Linked DNA regions of Homo sapiens: regions 2 and 3 are each linked to region 1. A link is a loop called in an ENCODE intact Hi-C map of the cell type or tissue named here. Cell type or tissue: GM12878. All regions are shown on one strand.

Region 1 (8,000 bases):
GAAGAAAATACTTATCCAGAATGTGTTATTTATATATTTTCAGTGCTCAAACATTCAGGAAAAACATAATGTGTTGTTTTGTAGGGAAAGCTGAAAAGGAAAAAAAAAATTAAAAAGGGAAAAAGTAAGTATTGCCTTAAGCAGGGGTTCCCAAACTTCAGTTTCTATAAGAATCATCTGGAGAATTTTTTAACTTTTGTTTGTTTGTTTGTTTGTTTTTTGCTAGACTTCACCCATCCTCATTCTTTGAGAAATTACTTGGCTGGAACAGAAAAGGTAAGTTTTCTCAGCTGCATAGGTAGAGACACGTGTTCTATAATGCTAGATCAAGACCACACTGGACTTGTTCCAGTAAATCAAAGAGAGATGCTTCTGGTTTCAGTTAAGTCATTAGAACAAAAATCTTCCTTCAGAGAGTTTACATTTGCAGTGCTTAGGCTTGTAAAATGAGACACATAAATAAACCCTCCTCCGACCAGCAAAACAAAAGTATTTTTTTCCTCTTCACAGATTGAAGTAGTTCAAGTGAGAGTCTCTGAGTTTTCCTAGGCAATCACCAAAGAACATTAGCCTTTAAAAATAAGCTGATGATTAAATGACTTGCTCCAAGTTATTGGTGGAATATAAAGTTTTTTAGATTGGTTGGTTTTTGTTTTTTGGGGGAGGCAGGGAGAGGAGATGCCATTGTGTAGAAGCAAGCAAACATGGCATTTTGGATTCTGGAAAATAATGTCAAAAGCATAACTAAGAAAGCCCTTTCTTTCCTATAGTTTCAGTTTCATATTAGCCTACCTTTAAAATTGTGTTTTTAAAGTAACGTTAAAGGGGTCATATCTGATTTTTCATAGCCTTTAAAAAAAAAAAAAAAAGAGAGAAGAAAAGTAAAATAAACTCCTGGCATGCTTATAGTTCCATTATCTCCCTAATTACCCTAAATTTTAATATTCTAATTACTCTAAATTTTGGAATGATGCAAATTAAACTGTTACCTAACTTGTTGACCTTGTAGAAAGAGTGGAAAGGGAACAAGAGCTGGATATTTTGATTCCAGAGGCACTGGTTTCATCACGGTTTTAGGCAGGAACCAAAAGTACCGCACATCAAAACAGTAGCTGTTTTCTTCAACCCACACGCGCACACTCAGGTCAAGTATTCTGAACCAAAGGCACAGGTTGACTCTTGAGAGCCGTGGGCCCCTTCACCAGCCTGAGGGGATGACTTGGGAATTTCAAACATCCGGGATTGCCACAGCATTATACCTCATCTAAAGTAGGTCCCTCTTTGTAGGATGAAAAGAAAAGCGCTTTTCTTGCACCTTTCACCAGAGGAAGTGGATTTGGCTCAGCAAAAGGGCAGACTGCCGATGGGACCAGAGGACTCCCAGGCCTAACCTCTACTTCGAGAATGGGAAAACCCTGGCCAGCAGGCCTGATCTAAGAGCTATGTTCAGAAGCACAACAGAGTACAGCCACTTTGGAAAACCATCTGGCAGTTTCTTACAAAACTTACCATGCAATCCAGCAATTGGGTTCTTAAGTATTTACGCAGTGAGTTGAAAACTTATGTCTACACAAAAACATGCACACAGATGTTTATTGAAACTTTATTCATAATTGCCAAACTTAGAAGCAACCAAATGTGGCCGGGTGCAGTGGCTCACGCCTGTAATCCCAACACACTGGGAGGTTGAGATTGGCAGATCATTTGAGATCAGGAGTTTGAGACTAGCCTGGCCAAGGTGGTGAAACCTTGTCTCTACTAAAAATTCAAAAATTAGCCAGGTGTGGTGGCAGGCATCTGTAATCCCAGCTACCCAGGGGGCTGAGGCAGGAAAATCACTTGAACCCGGGAGGTGGAAGTTGCAGTGAGCTGAGATCACGCCACTTCACTCCAGTCTCAGTAAGAGTGAGACTCCATCTCCAAAAAAAGCAGCAGCAACCAAGATGTCCTTTAATGGGTGAATGGATAAACAAACTGTGGCACATCCATTCAATGGGATATTATTCAGTGATAAAAAGAAATGAGCTAGTAAGCCATGGAAAGATATGGAGAAACCTTAAATGCATATTATTACGTTAAAGAAGCCAATCTGAAAAGGCTGTATACTGTATGATTCTAAGTATATAACATTCTAGAAAAGGCAAAACTATAGAAATAGTAAAAAGATCAGCGGCGGCCAGGGGCTGGAGGAGAGGGAAGGATAAATAGGTGGAGCACGGGCTCGGCGCGGTGGCTCACACCTGTAATCCCAGCACTTTAGGAGGCTGAGGTGGGCAGATCACCTGAGGTCAGGAGTTCGAGACCAGCTGGCCAACGTGGAGAAACCCATCTCTACTAAAAATACAAAAAACTAGCCGGGTGTGGTGGCAGGCACCTGTAATTCCAGCTACTTGGGATGCTGAGGCAGGAGAATCGCTTGAACCTGGGAGGCGGAGCTTGCAGTGAGCCGAGATCATGCCATTGCACTCCAGCCTGGGTGACAAGAGCAAAACTCCTGTCTGAAAAAAATAAAATAAAATAAGTGGAGCACAGGGGATTTTTAAGGAATGGAGCTATTTTGTGTGATTCTGTAATGGTGGATATATGACATCACGCATTTTTCAAAACTCAGAATGTTCATCACCAAGTGAACCCTAATGAACCCTAATGCAATCTATGAACTTTAGTTAAAAATCATGTTATCAATATTGGCTCATCAATTGTAGCAAATGTTTCATGCTGATGCAAGATGTTAGTAATAGGGAAAATGGCTGTGTGTGCATATGTGTGGGTAGGCGTGAGAGCATATATGGGAACTCCCTGTACTTTCCACTCAGTTGTTCTGTAAATTTAAAACTGTTCAAAAAAAAATTAAGTTTCCTAATTCAAAAAACACACACAAAACACATGTGAAGGGCCTCTTGCCCTGGCCAGGTCCCCGGGCCCCATTGCAACATTTCGTGGATTTGGCTTAGTTTCCTGATGGTTTGCACCCTGGGTTTTCTGAACTTCAAAGGACCCTGGCTACCTGAGGTGTTCATTCCTACCTGTTGCCTGTCTTGACCATCTTCAAAATCACCTGCAGTGATAGACAAGCTCTGCCCACACCAGGAATGTTTCAGCTTCTCCCACAGGTTTACCCATAGTACCTTGAGCCTTTGTGTCTCTGAGTGACAATTTCCTCATCCATAAAATGGACATAACGACACAATCTGTCTTTACACTTGTTCTCATGCAACCCACCTGTACCAAGTTCCTTCCTTGTGCCAGGCACTGTTCCAGGCACAAGGGCTGCTGCTGTGAAGAAAAGAGACAAAACTCCCTGCCCATGTGGGCTTCTATTCTAGCAAATGGATTAGTAGGAAAACTCATGGAATTTCTAAAATAGTATTTGGCTCATAGCAGGTGCTTGATAAATACCAGCAACTGTAGCGGTGAGCCCACTGCCTCTACTGGGACAAGAGCTATCATTCGGGGCTTGGCAGGAAACACCTGTGCAAACCCTAGAAATGCCATCCCCAGGCAGGCTGCAGCAACTTTATGCCCCAGCAGATGGCAGCAGCTGCAGACACATCCCATGGTGGCCCTGAGCGCCTGCTAAGGGGAGGGAGGAGGGATGGGCTGATGAATGAGAGGCTCAGACTGTTATCCTCTGGATCACAACAAAATCCTGTTCTTTCCTCCTGAAAACAGAGCTCCTTATCTTATCGAGTCATCTCTAGCTTTGTCCTTTCAAAAGCAGCCACTTAACCCCCTGCAGCAGGGAGACAAATCCTTCCCAGCCCTGCAAGTCAGAACTGAGGTTTCAACTGCTGAATTTGAAAGCGGAAACCACCTGAGAATTTAGTGGGTTCAGAGGGTCACAAAGTCAAAGGCCTCTAGGGGCCAGGTAGGGAATGATTGCATGAGCAGGAGGAAAGAGGAGAATTGGCTGAAAGGCTAAAGATGCCTCGCAAAGCTCTTCCTGGCTCCACCGGATCACCCCAAATGCTGGGAGGAGCCAGATATCTGGACTGTGATGTGATGTCACCCCATTTTTTTTTTCTTGAGACAGGGTCTTACTCTGTTGCCGAGGCTGGAGTGCAGTGGCACGATCATGGCTCACTGCAACCTCCGCCTCCCAGGCTCAGGTGATCCTCCCACCTCAGCCTCCAGAGTAGCTGAGAGTACAGGCACATGCCACCATGCCTGGCTAATTTTTGTATTTTTCTTTTTTGTTGTTTTTATAGAGATGAGGGTTCATCATGTTGCCCAAGCTGATCCTGAACTCGTGGGCTCAAGCAATCCACCCACTTCTGCCTCCCAAAGTGTTGGGATTACAGGCGTGAACCACAGCCCCTAACCTGTTGCTCCATTTTCAGAGCACAGTGTTGGCCCAAGAACTTCTCTGACAATTGGATTTGGCCTGAGCTCTTTAAGTTGTGACCCCTGACACTTCACTTGAGCTATTTCCAGATAAATTACACGTCCTGATGGAAGCCCAAAGAGGAGTGTTTATTTGCTGAAGGCCACCCTTTGAGTTGGGCACAGGCCAGAGTTAAACTGAGTTCCCTTTGCTGGTTCTGCTTGTAAAGCTGCAACCCTCTGCCATTAAGTGGGGTGTGTTTATGTGTGTGTCTGAGAAGAAAAGCGAAGTGGTAAAAATATGGAGTGTAGCCTGAGATAACTGCAACTGGTATTATTACTTCTCAACTATAGATAATAACAGCACTAACAATGCTGAACAATTGATTGGGCATAGGTGCCAGGCACTGGGCTGAGAGTACTTTCCATGGATTAACTAATTGCATCCTCGTACCCAGCCCAGGAAGACATTGTCATTATCCCCGTGTCATACAGGTGGAAAGGAGGGCATGGAGTGATCTTCCGAGAATTGCTGAGCTGGAAGTGGTAGGATCTTAATCCTTTTGCTTTGACAAGGGAGTGATCAAAGGAGAGCTCTCTTCCTGGCCTCTTGGCCCAGGGGCCACCCCAGGGAGGAGACTGGAGGGATGGTACCCTGAGATGGGGGTGCTGTAGGAAAGGGTTCACAATCCAGACCCCAAGAGAGGGTTCTTGGATCTTGCCCAAGAAAGAATTCAGGGCGAGTCAGTAAAGTGAAAGCAAGTTTATTAGGAAAGTAAAGGAACAAAAGAATGACTTCTCCATAGATAGAACAGCCCTGAGGGCTGTTGGTTGCCCATTTTTATGGTTATTTCTTGATGATATGCTAAACAAGGGGTGGATTCTTCGTGCCTCCCCTTTTTAGACCCCATAGGGTAAACTTCCTGATGTCGCCATGGCATTTGTAAACTGTCATGGTGCTTGTGGGAGTGTAACAGTGAGGACGACCAGAGGTCACCCTCATCACCATCTTGGTTTTGGTGGGCTTGGGCCGGTTTCTTTACTGCAAAGTGTTTTATCAGCAAGGTCTTTGTGACCTGTATTTTATGCTGACCTCCCATCTCATCCTGAGACTTAGAATGCCTTAACCGTCTGGGAATGCAGCACAGCAGGTTTCGGCCTCATTTTACCCAGCTCCTATTCAAGATGGAGTTGTTCTGGTTCACGCGCCTCTGACAGGGGGAGCCAGGACCCAGGCTTGCTGGGAAGGGGTTTGGAGAGAGCGTTTCCTCCCCACCTGGCCTGCAGGCATCACAGCTGACAACTTTCTACCTCTCTGCATCCTCAGATAACCTTCCTGGGGAAGGTGACAAATGACACAGGAAAGAGAAACAGGCCTAGACCAGGAAAACTGGGAGGAAGGGTAAGAAATTTGCTCTGGCTTCCTGACAGAGACCGACCCCAGATGGGCCCTGGGGACTCCAGTGAGGCAAGGGGGTCCTCTGGGGAGCTTCAGAGCCTGCTAGAAGTGAGTGGAATGCCTGTTGGTTCTGCCAGGACACTGGTGACACAGCATATGGACTAGAAGCAGGAGGGTAAGGGCAGCCAGCACCAAGTCTCTTCCCACCCCTCTCTGCTCAAGATTCTTCCAACGTCCTCTTACAATAACTCGCTCCCCGCTCTCCTGCCTCACATTCAGACATAAACTCAATATTCAGTGCTTTTCTAGTATTTTCTAGCTTGCCAGAACTCTCAGAGTTGTAATGCTGTATCTGGACTCTCCCTTCTCAGTATTTACTAGTTTATCGCTTAGGTAAGTCTCGTAACATCCCCGAGCTCACTTTTCTCATCTGTAAAATGGGATAACAATACTTACTTTACAGGTTACGGTTCTTGTGAATTTTCCCTCCAGGGTAAGATTTGCACTTTAATAGAATTTTTCAATGCCTTAAGTTGAATGAATGATGAATAGAGGGGGCTGCAGCAGAAACCAGGCTGCCAGTGCACATGTGCAGCTTGGAGGTGCTGCGGTGCTGATGCCGAGGAAAACTAGGACACAGAACACGAGACACCGTCATTTGGAATCACTTCTTCTCTCCTTTACCTTCTATACACACACCCCTCAAACCATCAGAGTTAGAGATGCCTTGAGTCAGGACTGTGCTTTTCCTCTCCATATTTCCCGATATGTAAAATGAAATCATAACAACCATCATAGCCATGTCCTAGGGTTGTGATTGTGAGGACTGAATGAGTTAATGCACATAAAACCCTCACCGCAATGCCTAACACCTAGGAAGCACTATATATGGGTTACTTGCATAATTACTGGGTTGGCCTTAAGTCTCAGTTCCTACAAATGTGAGCTATTAGTGAACGTTATTCCTCCTGTTCAAACTTGCATTTGAAGATATACGTGTGTCACATTTCCTGAAATCTTGAAGGTCTCTCAAACGTCATTTACATTTGGATTCAGAGGGAACTATACTTAATCTATGCACTATTGTTAGCATAAAGCAGCTTGCTGCATTGGGAAAGACACAGGGGCAGATGATTCAGAGCTTGCTGACCTTGGAGCTGTGTGACCTTGGACAAGGTGAGAAACAGGAATAATTCATGGAGTCTTTTAAGGGTCAAATGGCATCATGGATGTGAAAGGTAAAAACCTTAAGAAAAGAGTAGAAAGCTCTTATTACTAACACTGCCAAGTGGATTCCTAGGAAGTGGGACGAGGGGATTTTCCCTGCTTCTGCTCCCTAAACTCAGCATCTCATACATCAGTAGATGTGGGTGGGGTGACTGGCCCGGGATAGCACACACGGCTGCTTAAAGCTGGCCCGTGGAGATGTTTTGGCTTAAGGATCACAGCATGGAAGGGAACACATATGGCCTTTTCTTGCTGAGAAAGGAAGATGATAAGCCTTATTCTTGTTCTACCACATCCAGCCACAGTATGGAGCAGTGGGACGCCGGGATATTTTAATGGGAGCAGGGTATCTCTTAGCAACCCGCGTCTTTGCTTCATTCTGTGGAATTCCTGAACCTCTCCGCACTGAAGTTTTCTTATCGGTAGAATGGGGATACCACACATATAGGGTATTGGAAACATTAAATGCAATGATGCTTGTAATTGATGAGCAGAGTACCTTCAATAGCATGTGGGAGCAAATGGTAGCTATGAATCTGGGACAGTGTTGAGCACAGAATGAACGAGAAACCTTTTGTTATAGTACCAAGGCTCAGAAGAGCTTAGTTTGTATTTGGATCTGATTCTTGGGCAAGACACTTACTTAGCATCTCAGTTTCCACAACTATGAAATAACCAAATCAGAATTTCCTAAAATGTTTCTGCAAAATATCTAAAAATAAGGGATGGCCCTTTAGATGTCCCATAAAGAGGATGCTGTGGCCATGAAGTCTGAGGAAAAGCTCCATCATCTCTTGTTCAGAGATTTCCAACAGGGGTGGGCATTACCAGGTCCAGCACAGCTAGCCTGTGCCAGCTCACAAGATTGTTACAGTTTCAGAAATTTTGTGAGCCGGTTTTTAAACACAGCCATCATTAAAAATTAAGTTACATAAACGGACAAATCATATTAAACACAAATATAGTAAAGACTCAAAACTTTTCACTTCCTGTGTTACTACATTTCACTAGTATCTATGCTTTTGAGGACATGATGTTTATTGTATCTGTA
Region 2 (8,000 bases), 81 kb after region 1:
AGTGTGAGGCATAGATCTTAAAAGTAATTGGAAGACTTTCCCGTATGCTGCTGCTAGACTAATCATAATGCCTGGGTCTGATTTTGTTGCTTTCTTGACCCAAATTTTTAGTTGTTCTTATGATCCATTACAGTGGTTCTCAAGGAGAGAGAATTATGCAGGTGTAGGGGGTGTTTTGCATTTCACAATGATAAAGATGTGCTACTGGCATTTGGTGGAGTAGGGATGGGGTTACAGAGCATAAGACAGTCTGTAATATGTGGGATTGTCCCACATTATGGATTTTTATTCTACATCCCATGTAATTTTTGTTTGTTTGCTTTGTTTTGTTTTTTTTTTTTGAGACACAGTCTCGCTCTGTCACCCAGGCTGGAGGTCAGTGATGTGATCTCAGCTCACCGCAACCTCTGCCTCCCGGGTTCAAGTGATTCTCATGCCTCAGCCTCCAGAGTAGCTGGGATTACAGATGCGTACCACTACGCCCGGCTAATTTTGTATTTTCAGTAGAGTCAGGGTTTTGCCATTTTGGCCAGGCTGGTCTCGAACTCCTGACCTCAGGTGATCCGCCTGCCTCTGCCTCCCAAAGTGCTGTGATTACAGGTGTGAGCCACTGCACTCGGCCCATCCCATGTAATTTTGAGTAGACTGAATGTTCCTGAAAACCCTATTGCAAGTTATCTGAGCTATGGTGGTTTTAGTATATGTCTGCAAGTTTGTTGATACCTCTTCCTTCAAGGCATGGAGCCTAATTCCCCTCTCCTTGAATGCAGACCAGACTTAAAGACTCTCTTCTAAGGAAAAGAATGTGGTAGAAGTGATGCTATGTGACTTTTGAGGCTAGGTTGTAAAAGGAAGAGCTTCGGTTTGTCCCTCTCTCTGGGATTGCTCACTCTGGAGGAAGCCAGCTGCCATGGTGTGAGGACACTCAAGCAGCCCTGTGGGGAAATTTCACAGGGAGAGAGGCATCCTACCAACAGCCAGCACCAACTTGCCAGTTGTGTAGATAAGCCACCTTGAAAGTAGGTCTTGCAGCCCCAGCGAAGCCATCAGATTATTCTAGACTTCAGCCTTTGAGTATTCCAGCTATGGCCCTGGACATCACAGAGTCAAGCTCTGTGTCCTGTTCCCTGTCTGAATTCTCCAGCTACATACTAGCACAATGTTTTTTTTTTTTTGCATGGGATCTTAATATGTATTATAGATTCTAGAAACACAGTGACTGTAAATCAATGGATAGTTGCACTTAGTTATGTTTGAACCTTTGCCAAAAGTTTTTCTCCGCTTCAAAAATAACATTGCCAATAGCAAATCTCCTTAAGGTATTAGAGTCACCGAAGCAATACGCCTGTTAACAGTCTACAGTTGCAGCTCTCGCCACCACAGTGATTCCTCGTGTGTGAATATTCAGCTGAATATTGCCTTACATTTTTTATATTCAAATTTTTCCATTATGAGTTGCAAACATCTGACTACTTCATTATATCTCCTAATAAATCCAGGCCTATGCATATGATATTGTAAATGACATTTCTTTCTTTTTTAGACTAGACTTGGGCCATTATACTTATTTTTTAAAATTATGCGAGTAGGTGGGTTATATTGAAAAGATGAATTTCATTTCAGGGTGGTAAAGGGGCATTATAAGATATTCATCAAGAAAAAGAAGGTGAGACATGACCAACTGCTAGTGAATATTTTATTGACTTAGGAAATGAAGATCAGTTGTTCTCTTGCCCCTCAGCAACCTTCCAGCATGATTCTTCACTGTTTCATTACGTAAGCCATCTTCTCTAGTTCAAAATGGGCCTTCTCACTATTCCCCAAACAGACTCAGCACATTTCTGTCTTAGGGTCTGCCATTTCCTTACATGAATTCCATCTCTTTTCTTTTTTGTCTTTCAAAATCCACCGATCTCTGATTTAAGTGTTCCTTCAACAAATAAAGACAGTGTGCCCCTGGAGGCCAGACCCTGTGCTGTGTCCGAAGTCTCCTGTGAAGAGACACAGGCCTTGGTGTTTCCCCAGAGCCTCCGGTCTGTCCAGGAATCTGACCCTATGCAATTACAGTGAAGCTTGATAGTGGGAAATACTGAATGCCCACATAGAGTTGGCACCGAGGGAGCTTCATGCAAGTGAAAAACCTGTTTTGAGTTCTCTGTGCTGAGTGCTCTGTGCTGTGTGCTGTAGTGTATTTTGAAATATGTCTGCAGAGAGCACAGTGGTCCCCGCCTAGTCCTGAAGAGGGTGAGTGACAGGTAGGCTGGAAGACCACCCGATGCCGAAAACCTCTCCTCTTTCCAGCCTGAATAGCTCCTTAGCTTTTAATGTTCATTTTGCATGCACTTTGCCTACTTCCTACAAATTATATTGTAGGGCTTTGCGATTAGGCACTTCCATTATCTCCCCATCTCTTGGAGCGTCCCTCTAGAAAAGGTAGTCTTGGGAACTGAAGTAGGCCTGGAAAACTGGAGAATTAGACCTGGTTTCTCTCTGGTGGCTGCCACATGTTAAAACTGGTGAATCAAGAGAGAACACAGAGTCTGTGTGACCTGGTTGCAGGTAACGGAGGCCACTTGGATAAAGACTGCGGTCTCTTTCCCAGAGGTCTCCCTGCAGCTCACCTGGTTGTAACAGCTGACAGGGTCTGACTGCCCTCTGCCAGCACGCAAGGCTCATTTATGTGTGCCCAGCACGGTGGTGTGGCCTGCAGCCCCTTCTCTCAGCACTGACTCCATTTGCATTCCTCATTACTGACCAGACTTTGAAAACCACACACGTTCATAACACATGCACACACAGCCCGTAGGATCAACCTCTCAGGGATGCGCTCAAAAACATGCTCCAAGAAACAGCCTGAAGGAGACACTGCTGAATTTTTGTCACGTTGTGAGAAAACAGATTTTCTAGAAGCACCAAGCAAGGGGAAGGTCCCTGCCCCCCATAGTTCTTTCCAGAGCAGCCTGGAATTTGGAGGGCAGCCAAACAGATGGCAGTTTCTGGCCACTTGAGGGCACTCTGGAATTCTGAGACCAGCAGGGAGCTGATGTGTTGGGCTTTTTTTTTCTTTTTTACCAGAAATGCAATCCCAGCTAGCCATCAGCAGACAATCTAGAAATTAATCCTCAAAAAGGAAGCGGTGACAAATGGGTTTTATAATGAGGACTTGAAGCCAGGCAGGGCAGAGGGCAGGCGCATCAGAGGTAAAGCAAAGGACTGCAAGTTTCACCGCAGGTGGGAAACAGTCAGCCTGGGTTTTGTTTGCCATTGCTCAGAAGAAAGAGTTCAGTTAACCCAGTGGTTCTGAACCGGGGGCGATTTGTTGCCCCACAGGGGACATTTGGCAATGTCTGGAAACATATTTGATTATCACAATGGGATGTGTGTGTGTGTGTGTGTGTGTGTTAGTTGCATCTAGTGAGCAAAAGCCAGAGATGCTACTAAACATCACACAGCGCACAGAGCAGCACCCCCAACCCTGGGAGCAAAGAATCCTGTGGTCCTGATGCCCAGGTTGAGAAACCCTGAGTTAACACAACAGCAGTTTTAAGCCCTGCCTGCTCAGTGAGCAGGAGGTCTGCATTCCAGTTCTTTCCACAGTTTCTAGCCTGTGCTGAGCTGAATGGTTTCCCAGGAAGTGGTCTAGTTTTGCAGATGCTGTCACGATTCATAGAGGAAAAAAAATTAAAAATCAACCTGGGATTTTTACTTAACCCCACCCCACCCCCACCCCAAATCCTAGGTGGGGGTTTCCCTTCTAGCAGACCCGGGGATGAAGATTGTAGTCCAAGTAGTTTATTTGGAAAGGAACCCCAGGAAATACTCATGAGGGATTGGGGGAAGTGAGGCAGGGAAGGGAAGGATGCCAGTCTGAGATGTGCCCTCCAGTAAGTAACCACTGTGGGCAACAGGGGCATGATCCTGCTGAAGTGTCCTGGGAGCCAGTGTGTAACACGCACCTGTGCTGCAGCTGTCATCAGCCATTGGCTGAGGGCTGTAGGGTAGGATGGGATGGGGAAAAGACCCTGGGGCATGCGTTCTCTGGTATTGCAGCTCGCCTTGTTAGCAGAGGGAGGGGTTCTAGCTGTTCCAGAATGCCCTCAGCAGTGGATAAGTGCTGGCCAAGGCTAGAATACTAAGGCCTGAGGAACTATGAGGGGACAGATGGCCTCTACTCTATCCTCCACCACCTCAAGGAGTGTCCCAAGTCCTATAAAGACCCACTAGTCCTCTGTTTCAGTACAACAGCTCCCTCTTTTGACTGTGCTAGGATGCACCACGGTCACTTAATAAAGGACAAGTGGACAGTAGCAATGCCACAGTGAGGACTCTAGTGTCTTGGTCCCTCAGGCAGACACCCTGTAGCATTAGCCAGTGGCAGATTGGACTACAGTGTGTACGGATCACAGGAGGAAACGTCAGCATCAGGGCTCCTGGCAGGAGCCAAGGTGAGGCATTTGGAGTTGACAGGACTCTACAAAGTCTATGTCTACCCACCTTTAATGTGTATAGGAATCAATCCCCCAGCGCCTTATGAAAAGGCAGACTTGCAGCCCAGCCAACATGGTGAGACCTTGTCTCTACTAAAAATACAAAAATTAGCTGGGCGTGGTGGCATGCGCCTGTAATCCCAGCTACTCAGGAGGCCGAGGCAGGAGAATCGCTTGAACCTGGGAGGTGGAGGTTGCAGTGAGCCAAGATCACGCTCCTGCACTCCAGGTTGGGTGACAGAGCAAGACCCTGTCTCAAAAAAAAAAAAAAAAAAAAAAAAAAAAAAAGGATAAAAGGAAAAGAAAAGGCAGACTTGGATTCAATGGGCCTAGGGTGGCTGTACTGGACTGTTCTTGGATTGCTATAAGGAAATACCGAGACTGGGTAATTTGTAAAGAAAAGAGGTTTAATTGACTCGTGGCTCTGCAGGCTGTGTAGGAAGCATGGTGCAGGCATCTGCTTCTGGTGAGGCCTCAGGGAGCTTTTACTCACGGTGGAAGGCAAAGCTGGAGCAGGCTCGTCACATGGTGAGAATAGGAGCAAGAGAGCGCGGGTAGGGTGGTGCTACATGCTTTTAAACAAGCGGATCTGTGTGGACACAGAGCAAAAGCTCACTCATCATCATCACCAAGGAGATGATGCTAATCCATAAATGAGGGATCTGCCTCCATGTTCCAAACACCTCTGTATTTGTCCATCCTCACACTGCTGATAAAGACATACCTGAGACTGGGTATTTTATAAAGAAAAAGAGGCTCAATGGACTCATAGTTACACATAGCTGGGGAGGCCTCACAATCATGGCAGAAGGTGAAAGGTGCATCTTACACGGCAGCAGGCAAGAGAGAATGAACACCAAGTGAAAGGGGTTTCCCCTTATAAAACCATCAGATCTGGTGAGACTTATTCCCACCACCACGAGAACAGTATAGGGGAAACTGTCCCCATGGTTCAATTATCTCCCACAACAGTGGGAATTATGGGAGCTACAGTTCAAGATGAGATTTGGGTGGGGACACAGGCAAACCGTATCAACCTCTTACCAGGCCCCAACCTCCAACACTGGGGATTACATGTCAACTTGAGATTTGGAGGGGACACAGGTCCAAACCATATCAGCAGGGCCTGAGACCCTGTATTTCTAACAGACTTCCAGATGATGTCCTTGCTTCTGTCAGCTGAACCAGGAGAGGAGGCCGTGGTGCAGCCAGCAACCTATCTCTGTAAGCATCCCTGAGAAACTGCCTAAGGAGATCTCAGAAGAAAGGGAATGGCAACTCTAAGTCTGCAGTAAGAGACATGATGTGATTTCTCTTCTCATTCTATGCAGGCTGTCATACCTAATTTCCTTTTGTTTTTCCTCAAAGGACCTTCCTCTCCTCACCAATTTATAGGCTGTGGGTCTCAAGAAACCTGGATCTTCCCTGTCTGAAAGCATTTGAGAGGGCTGGGATTTAGCTCTGAGAGTCTGGGCCCCAAACATTTTGATATGTGTATCAAGAGTTCTGCAACTTTCAGCTTCCATTTCCTGCTCCCTGATCTCAGGCAGCTTTCACAGTTAGATGCTAAGTGAAACAAGAGAGGAAAGAAGAAAACCGAAGAAGGGCAGCTCATAGGTTAGGTCACAGACAGTGTGAAGCCTAGTGTGCAGGCCAGTGAGTCAAGTGTGGAAGGATGTCAGTGTCTAGACAATTTCCATTCATTTGCACAGCAAACCTTTATCGCACATTTATATGTCAGGCATTGTTCTAGGTGGTAGGGTTAAGATATTGAACAAAAGAAACAAAATCCTTGCCTTCAAAGAGTTGACATCTGAGAAATACAAGTAAATTCTAAGCCCCTCAACTGACTGAACGGACCCCCTCTTGGCCAAAGGGACCTCTGAGAAACCTTGAAAACTGAGTTCCCAGCATGATAGGAGGTTGGACATGCCTTATTTTACCCCTTCCCTTGCTAACCATCATTAGGCTTGCTTTCTTAAGAGTTAACCAGAGAGTGGTGGGGTGGAAGGGGAGGGAGAGCATTAGGACATATACCTAATGCATGTGGGGCTTAAAGCCTAGATGATGGCACATGTATATCTCTGTAACAAACCTGTACTTTCTGCACACGTATCCCAGAACTTAAAGTAGAATTAAACAAAAGTGATTTATAGACTACCGTGACAGTATTACAGTATTCTGAATTTGACTATGTATTTACTTTTACTAATAAGATTTATACTTTCATATGTTTTCATGTTGTTACTTCAGCATCTTTTTATTTCCACTCAAAAAAACTCCTTTTAGCATTTCTTATAAGGCAGGTTTAGTGGTGATAAGCTCCCTCAGCCATTTTAAAAATAAATTTTATCATTTATACTTGAGGTTTACAACATACATGTAGATAGTAAAATGGTTACTACAGTGAAGCAAATTAACATGTTTATCCTTTCACATAGTTACACTTTTTGTAACAAGAACAGCTAAAATCTATTTAACAAAAATCACGAATTCAATACAATTTTATTAACTACAGTCCTCAAATTGTTCATTAGACCTCTCGACTTGTTTACTCTGCATATCTGCTACTTTGTATTTTTGATTTACATCTCCCCCTTTCCACTGTTTTATTCTCTATATCTGTGCATTTGACCTTTTTTGTTTTTAGATTCCACATTAAAGTGAGATGCAATTTAAAAAAAAAAAAAGAGTTAACCAGAAACCAGCACTTTCAAAAGACTTGCTCTACCTCCAATTTAAACCACTGACTAGCTTCTCTTCCTGATAAGAGACTACCGATCATGGACTGGTTCTGGCTGGGTTACAGGGACTGTATACAGGATGCCTCTGTGTCCTCTGTTTACACCTTTTGACATATAGGGCTGAATTTTCATGCATTTAAATGTCAAGTCTCTATCTCAAAGTGAACATGGGATGTATATAACATGCATGTTTGCTTACTACACCGTCATGCGCATTCATAGCCCCTCCTATAGTCTGTTAAACATATCTACTTAACCAACCCTTTTGGCATAAAGTCCAAATTCAGTACCCTGCTTTTGGTTTCTGCTCAAGGCTATACTTCCCAGCCTGCAGGCTGCAACCCTTTATAAGGAATAAAGCTGAGTAGGGGGTACAAGATGGGTGGGAGTGTGGAGTTGCAATTAAAATAAGATGGTCAGGGAAGACCTCATTAGGAAGGTGACATTTGAACCAAGCCTTGAACAGGGTGTTAATATGGAATTTTAACTTACTTAATTTTGTTTAATTACATTTTAATTTAGTACAGAAAAATAATTTTGTTGTTTTTCTTTTTTTTCCTTTGCTGTGCTCCCCTGAAGGATGGAGGGCAAAGAATTTCTCTCTCCTCACAGTTTGAGGATTTAAGCTCATGCTGCCCTGGAGGAAAGACGAAGCAGTTTTTCAGTTGCTAATGAATTAGCCATCAAGGTTTACTGTCAAAAGATAAGAGAAGTATCTCAGAGGGAAAGAAAAATAGGGGAAGATTTTCTCTAGAAATAAAGGAGGTCT
Region 3 (8,000 bases), 300 kb after region 1:
ACTGGCCACTGCTGATCTGCGCCTAGAAGACAACGTCTCAGTTGTTAAGGCTTTTGTTGGCCTGCTCAGGAAGCGATTCTTTTTGCCTGCAAATTATTGTAGGTTCCTGAGGGAACCGTGCCAGTCCTTGCCCTTTAGCTGCTCTGCTCTGTGCTGGGCTTGTGGGGTGAGAGAGGAGACAGAATAGGGAGAAGGAGGAGAGGGGAGGCTGTACCTTGTAGGTGGATATTTTAAGGCTCTAATGTTAGCTGTGGTTGGAATTGACCAAGGGAGGCACTAGCAAGAGGTTGGAGGGCCGGAAGAGGAAAGAAACCAGAGTTTCTCTCCAACTCCTCTCTCTCTTTCTCTGCCTCAGATGGTCAAAATTTTAAGGAGACAGAATCCAACAGGGCTGGGATTAGGATGAAGTGAGTGAGGCTGAGCTGTGCAAATACGAGGTCAGATCCTGACCTTGTTCATCATGGAATTTTTGCATTAATGTTGATATTTTTTAAATATTGTGTTGAAATATTTATCTTGATTACTGAGCTTTTTGACATTTCCTTAGACTTTATCCCAAAGCAAGAGCCTTGCTTGTTTCACCCTGGTCCTGGCCTTGCCTTCCAGTGTGTCGGACACATTTACGCACAGAGAAAAATAGGCAATCCAAATGGTCCAACTCTATTGGATATTCTCTATGCTGCTTTCATTCACTCAATAATGTGTAGCTGAGCACTTTTCTGTGTCAATGAATATAGTTCCACATTATCCTGGGCTTGAAGGATGTGTTATCAAATATTTTACTAACCCCCCACTGATGCATCTAGCAGGATCTGTCCATGCCCTGCCCATATCTCTAACATTTCTATGTGCTCCAGCCAAACTCCACTGCCAGCTCTGCATTTCTGAGTGGAAAGTCTCGTTTCAGATCTGCAGAATGCCATGCTGCCTATCATTTCAGCAGGGGAAACTGCCATAGAATTAACATCTGCCAGGAATAGCTCTTGACCAATGACTAAGGGGGGACTGGTGTGTAAATACCCCAGCTCCCTTGCCCATTGGGTGGGACAACTCAGGTGTGTGCTGTACACTATATCCCAGAGCTCTCTCCATGGGTACAAGCTCCAGTTGCCCACAGTAGTGCTTGGCTTAATTACCTGCCTTGATTGGCTGCCTGTCCTTCTCCATATCACTTTTCCTTTCCCTCCTGGGGCTGTCTACAACCCCAACCCAGTAACAACTGCACTTGAATCTTTGTCTCAGGATCTGCTTCCGTTAAGATGGACATTCCGATTATTTTGAATTTTTCAGTGTTAACATGTTCACCACCCATATGGATTTTGGCATATTAATAGCTGCCACCCCCTCCTTTGGGGATGTGGTCCATACAAAGCAAGGGTAACAGAAGAAGGTAAAGTAGAGAAAAGAGACAGAAACTCTGAAATGCTACCATGCATCTCAGAGTTATGTCCTATAAAATGAGCCTTTTCAGTATGTGCTGTGGCATCAAAAGTGTTGAGAAGCATTGTTCTCACTGGTCAGGCTGTGCCTTCACCTCTGTAGCTCCAATGAGTGACACATAGTAGATAATGGATAAATATGTGTTGCATGAATAAAGGGAGGAGTAATTGGTTCATGCTCTGAGCCTCTGCCAAGCTGAGTATATGAGACCTTTTGATTTACCTGAGCAATTGAGCATCTGTGCCTCAGGACTCTCTAGTTCTACCATCAAGACAGAGAATGGTGTGATACTCAGGTTAACAAGGTGAGTCCAGGAGTGTTGCCCTGGAGGCATAAAACAGGGGCCCAGCCTTTGGAGATAAAGCATGCTCTGGTCCTAAATGGCAGCAGGAGAAGAATCTTCCCAAAGTGAGAGTCAGGCCACAATACCTCCCCTGGGAGGACGTCTGTGCCTGTGTATGTTGGAGAGAGAAGGAGCTTTTTCATCCCAAGTGAGTAGAGAGGTTACATCCTCTGACTGCTTCCCCCTCTCTCTGTCTTTCTCTCTCTCCTGCTGTGAAGGCCAAGTATGACTTCACAGAATCCCTAAGCTCCATAAATCAGTTCTAGATCCATCCCTTGCAGCTGTAATGAAAGCAGGATTTTAATAAAAACTGGATACTTCTACTGTTTCAATTGCTATCAGTTGACTCTAGAAGCATTTTTCTAAGATGAGGAAGGAAATCTAGTTATTCCAAGAGCCGACAAGGGAAGGCTGTAACTTTTCCGGAAATGTCCTCATAGAAGCCCTGGCTTTTGAGTACATAACACTCTCTCCCCCACCACCACCCAGCTGCCAACCCAGATCAAGGTTGACTTTGTTCACATAGTCTTTGTAAATGGCTTGTCCCAGACAGTGACCCATCTGATCATGTCTGAGCTACCCCACCTCTTTTCCCCTGTCTCCTCCCCACACTGAAGATTCCTGCTCTGTCCTGTAATTCCCTTGGAGAACAGATGCTCCCATTCCAGAACCACCGATACTGCTGGGAGTTTGTATTTCAAGGGACAGCAGCCCCTTTGGGAGGAGCCGAAATGGTGGTCAGCCTTCCACTGTCACTTTGAAAGGTATAACATTTTATTCCCTGAGTTTGTATGCCTCCATTTTGACTCATCTTCTCTTCATTTCTGTCAGCATATTTATCTGTACTTCTGTCCACAGTTAAATCTTTGCCCATAAGGAGTTCACCTTGGAAATGACAGCGTGACCTGACTTCACACTAAACATCCTAGACCATGCACACAGACGGTCCTTTTACCTGGGACTGATAAGGAAAGCCAAGCTTAGGATTTGTGTCATATGAAGGCTTATTCTCAGCAGCCTGGCTCCTTGATCTCGCCCAAAGGCAACTTTTTAGCTTCCCATAAATCATTCATTTATCTGCATTACATCATCTTTGCAGGACAACTGCATAGAAGTAACCTCCCAACCCAGCTGACCAATCTGCGCAGGTAGCAAGCGCTCCCTGCATAACTTCTTAGTGGCCTCCCTTCAGGATTGGTTCCCTACCCACTTGTATTAGTCAGCTATTACCAAAATAATGCTATGTAACAATCATCCTCAACATTTGGTGGCTTAAAATAACTATCGATTCTCTCCACTGACTGTACGGTTCAGCTAGCTCCAGGCTGAGGATCGACCTCAATCTGCTTCACTTGCTAACCAGAGTATACTCTTTTCATGGCGAATAGTGGGGATGCCAGAGACCAAGTTGAATTGCACACTTCAAGCCTCTGCTTATGTTGTAGTTGCTTCTGTTCATTGACTCAAGCAAGTCACAAGGACAAGCCTCAAGTTGGTGGGGCAGAGGAAGTATCCTCTTCCCTAAATGGGCAGGGAGAAGAGTGAACGTTTGCTGAACAATAAGATTATCAATCACACTACCCCTCTAGCCTCATCTTGAGCCCTCTACCCCTTAATTCCTGTTTAGCCAGTCAAAATGTACTGGGCAGTCTCTAGCCTCAGGACCTTTGCATATGCTGTTCTCTCTGCCTGGAAGTCTCTTTCTCTTCCTAGTCCTCAATTACTCCTTCTGATTCTTCAGATTTATGTCTCCTTACTTCCGCAGAGAATTCTGCCCTAATCCCAAGACCAGGTTGAGCCTACACTCTGTACCAGGCACTGCCCTTAGTCACTGCCCAGCTTCCAGGAAGCCGCTCCATTCATAGCACTCTGAGAAAGCTTCCCATTTTCATGCTTTTGCTCCCTCTATCTGTGATCTCCTGTCTTGTTGTTGTTGTTGTTGTTGTTGCTGTTGCTGTTGAGACAGTATCTTGTTCTGTTGCCCAGGCTGGAGTGCAGTGGCACAGTCATGGCTTACCATAGCCTCAACTTCCTGGGCTTATGATCCTCCCACCTCAGCCTCCTGGGTATCTGTGACTACAGGTGCATATCATCATTCCTGGCTCATTTTTGCATTTTTTATAGAGACGGTGTCTCACCACATTGTCCAGGCTGCTCTTGAATTTCTGGGCTCAAGCAATTCACCCACCTCAGCCTCCCAAAGTGCTGGGATTACAGGCATGAGCCACCGCGCCCGGCCCATCTGTCTTACCTTTATCCATTTGGCTCCTTTGTATAATTCATAGCTCAGCCTAAACATGACTTTCCCTGAGCACCTAAAGTAACACATTACACTCTGCATAACACTTAAACAATTGACTTTTTTTGTCTTAGTCATTGGATAGTTCCACCAGCAGGTATACCCCAGTAAAGAAAGTTCTTGTCTAATTTGCCCAACCCTGTATCACCAGAGCCTGGCACACTGCTTGGCCCATGGTAGGAACTCAAATCTTTTAAAAGCGAATTGCAAATTTGGTAGTAGTGCTTCAGCAGCCCTTGTGTCTGTGAGGCTGACCTCTGCAATGTCTGGGGTCAGATCCGTCCGTTTGCGGTCACACCTCTTTTCGTAAGACAGGCCCAAGTGGTTAGTTACCTGGCTCACCATGAATATGTGTTAAGCCTCTGAAAGGCGCTCTCAAGGTTGAGTTCCCACTGGCGCAGATGTCTGTGCAAGTGGTTAGGTGACCCAGTAAGAGAGGGGAAGTGAGACAAGGAAGGGAGAAAAAGCCCTACAGGGTGTGTCTGTGGGGAACTGGGGTCCGCAGCATGGGGAGTAAAACACACCTTAGCTATCCCCATGGAGGGGCACTGGACCTGGGGTGTGTGTCCACCAGGCATGGCTGAGGGCAGCTGGGGACTGGAGGGGTAACACCCTGGAACTTCTGGCCTGGCTTGTACCAGGGGCTGGGCTGGCTGGGGCAGCCAGAGAGGACCCTCAGGCAAAGCCAGCAGTTGTTGGAAACCGTTAGGGTGGGATCAGCCTGCCCAGGAGTGAGGGGCAGCTGCCACAGGCAGAGCCTGTTGGGATCTGTGACAGAGACCGGTGGAATGAATGAGCTGACATCAGGGAGAGGACAGTGGGGTGAGGAGCAGGGCGGTCAGGCGTGGGGAGAGACAGGGGCCATGCCGAGGCCAGCTTTTACAGCCGCGCCTGGAGCAGCTCAGGGGTCTTAGGAGGGAGAGGTCCTTCCGACTGACGATGACTCATCCCAGGGGTGGGCCTAGGAGGATCCCGAGCCCAGAGTCCAGGCTCAAAGCCATCGGCAGTTACTTGGCAATTTATTCCCGGTTTCTCAGAGGTAACAGCCAACGCAGGAACAGTGTGTTGCTCCCTTTAAAAAGGCTTAGAACATTCCGGAAAGAGACCTAAATTTAATAGCAGGAGAGAGGGAGGAGGGGAAGTGGTTGCAGAGCCTGGAGGGAAGCCAGGAATCCTGCCTCCTCCTCCCCAGCCGCAGAGGACATGCGGACATGTGTGGGCAGGTCCCTTCTGACCCATGGCAGGTCCCTGTTGATGGTCAGGCTGGGGATCGTGCAGGCCTTTTTGTTATCCCGGGGTCTCCTTCTGAGCTATGCTAACACTGTGCAGTGCCTATAACCAAGAAGAAAAAGGAAAGAAACAGAGGAAACTCAAAGCAGCCAGCCTCTCTGACTTGTGAGCAGCTTGGGTAAAGGACCGGTGGCTGAGCCAATTTTTAATCACAGCTCACCTGCCTAGTACCGCCCGTGAGACCAGTGACCACCGAAGCCGGGCGAGGGCCCACGCCTCCCCTCGCCGTGGTTTCTGTGGTTAACTCCGCTGCACTGAACACCTCCCCTCCTCCCCTCTTCACTTCTGCGTGTGCGCCGCGTCCAGACCGACGGCCCTAAGGCTGCTTTAACCCAAGCACTGCCGGTCCGTGGAGGTCCCCATGGACACCCTCACTGCACAGGGGTTAGGACCTTGCCTCTGGGGCCAGATGGTCTGCGTTCAGAACCTGGCTGTGCCAACCACTGGGTCCCAGTTTCTCCGAGCCCCGCTCAGTGAGAGTGTCTTCCCATAACGGGGGTGAGCCTCACGTCACCCCGTTCATCTGGGGCCCAGGGAAAGCACGGTGGTCTGTTTCAGCACTGGAGGAAACAATGTCTGTGTTGACCTCATGGAGAGATGGCTGTCCTCTCCAGGGAGGTCCCTTCCCAGAGAATTTTGAAAGGCAGTTTGACTGTTAGCAATTTTTGGTTTAGACACAACTTTAGAATCTTTTCTCCTGTGTTTCAAGTGACTTCCATCGGTGTGGTTTCTCCAGGGGTGATCCCAGGGACACCAGCTTGAGAATCACCTGGGGAAGGGGTAGGGTGGGGGGAGGAGGGGGCTTATCAAATGCAGTTCCTTGGGACCAGCCCGTTCTTTGCTTCTCTCAGAACCCCTGTGAGTAGATGGATAATCAACCTCCTTTTACCATAGATGAAACTGAGGCTCGGAGAAGTTAGGGGACATGCCCGAGATGATTTAATTAAATAATGACAGGCATATCTTCAACTGCTGCAGCCCCTGCCCTGGTCACAGGCTCCCTGTGGACCCCACCTGCTAAACATAAACAAACCCATAGTGCAGCAGCCACAACTCAAGCTGGGAGGCCTTTGTGGAGGTTGATTTTTATCTCCCCGCAGTCAGGCACAAGTGAGAATTTCATAAATAGTTCTAACAAAGCTGCCTTTCACAGCCAGCTCTTTGCACTGTAAAAAATAATAATAATAAAATAAAAACCTGATTTCAGAAACCATGTCCCCAGGCTTCATTGTTTCTTTCTGTTTTTCAACTCTTTGACATTTTACTCACAGGGGAACTTTCTCAAACACTTCATGCATCCATTCAACAAAATTTATTGAGCACCTTCTATGTGTCAGGGGCCATACAAGGTGATAGAATCAACTGCTGTGAGTAAGATGAAGGTCTTGCCTTTATGAAGCTTCTACTCAAGAAAACAAAAAGGGAAAGTGTCAGGGGAAATGAGAGCTAATAAGTAACATTAGGCAGGTGATAGGGTTTAGGACATGTTACCCCAAAATAGAGCATCTTGGCATCTGAGAAAACCAGCAGAAGCGGGAAGGTCTCTTTGACCCCAACCCTTCTCCCCTGAAGCACACCATCAAACATCATAGAATCCTCTGACCTTCTGCTGAAGTCGGTCATAAGAGCCTCATGTGGAATACAGTGGAATACTACTCATGTGGGCAGTGCCTACGTCATAAGCAGAGGAAAGGAGAGTATATGAAGCAGGAACTCAGCAAAGAATCTGAACAAACAGGCCCCCAGGTTATTATCAGTAGATCACACCCCCTTTGTCCAATCGCACTGCTCCAGGACTATCCACCTCTTCATGAAACTTAGCGTAAAAATACACAGGTTTCCCCGTTGTTGTTTTTTGCGGTCTTTCACTTCTAAAGGGACCCATGTCATATAAAACTATATTAAATAAATTTCTATGCTTTTCTCTTGTGAAAAGAAATCTTTCCTCCCCTGCACAAGGTAAGTAAGATAGAGTGTGAAGGTGGAGAGGTGTCATTTATTTTAACTCTAAAAGATAGGGACTTTTACAAAACATAACCTCAATGCCATTATCACACTTAAAAAATAACCAGGACTCCTTAATATGCAATCATGTCCCATCAGTGTTCACACCTCCCCATTGTCACGAATATTTTTGCATGCTATGAACCTTACTTAAATTCAGGTTCTAACAAATCTCTTTCAGTCTTTAGGTTCTTACCCATTTCCTTTCTTCGTTTTTGTTTCTTGCAGGTTTTTGTTGAAATGGCCAGGTCATTTGTCCCCTAGAATATCCTGTGGTATGGATTTTGCAGATTGCATGCCCATGCCATCATTTCTTCTGTTAGGAGGTGCCATTGTATGCAGAATGTGACATCTGAACAGAGGCTGGAATGAAAGACAAGGGCGGGAGCCATGCAGAAATCTGAGAGTAAGAGGGTCCCGTTCAGCTTTCATTTTTTCTTAGCTTTACTGCTCATAGTTGTGACCTCTGAAACCTCCTTCTTTTTTCATGTAAGTTCCCCTTCCCGACTATTACAAGTAACTCAGCTGGCCGGGTGTGGTGGCTCACGCCTGTAATCCCAGCACTTTGGGAGACCGAGGCAGGCAGGAGTTCGAGATCAGACCAACATGGCGAAACCCTGTCTC

Evidence for each region. Peaks named below come from ENCODE experiments on the same cell type or tissue, not always from the same donor. Only the 100,000 strongest peaks of a DNase experiment are listed, where the experiment ranks them.
Region 2: it touches region 1 in a loop (4-fold over the local background); 21 of 110 quality-filtered maps call a loop at or near these places.
Region 3: it touches region 1 in a loop (2.8-fold over the local background); 3 of 110 quality-filtered maps call a loop at or near these places.

The regions. Positions count from the first base shown.
Region 1 is chr3:71,872,044-71,880,043 of GRCh38, forward strand. No RefSeq gene overlaps it. Among named protein-coding and RNA genes, the nearest start is that of PROK2, 91 kb to the left of the region's middle. RefSeq lists enhancers at 915-1,451, 3,397-4,328, 5,259-6,190. In GM12878, a CTCF peak has its summit at 3,536 (motif pointing right); a DNase peak (open chromatin) is centred at 3,548; H3K27ac peaks cover 439 bases.
Region 2 is chr3:71,952,659-71,960,658 of GRCh38, forward strand. No RefSeq gene overlaps it. Among named protein-coding and RNA genes, the nearest start is that of LINC00877, 140 kb to the right of the region's middle. RefSeq lists a silencer at 3,158-3,307. In GM12878, a CTCF peak has its summit at 3,010 (motif pointing right); DNase peaks (open chromatin) are centred at 3,103 and 5,953.
Region 3 is chr3:72,172,229-72,180,228 of GRCh38, forward strand. LINC00870 (long intergenic non-protein coding RNA 870) reads left to right here. Exons shown (of 3, transcript NR_038221.1): 3 at 1-2,111. Among named protein-coding and RNA genes, the nearest start is that of LINC00870, 25 kb to the left of the region's middle. RefSeq lists enhancers at 4,121-4,230, 4,821-4,950, 4,902-5,502, 5,271-5,330, 5,341-5,390 and a silencer at 5,491-5,630. In GM12878, no CTCF peak of the experiment used is centred here; DNase peaks (open chromatin) are centred at 4,433 and 5,539; H3K4me3 peaks cover 1,285 bases; H3K27ac peaks cover 2,007 bases.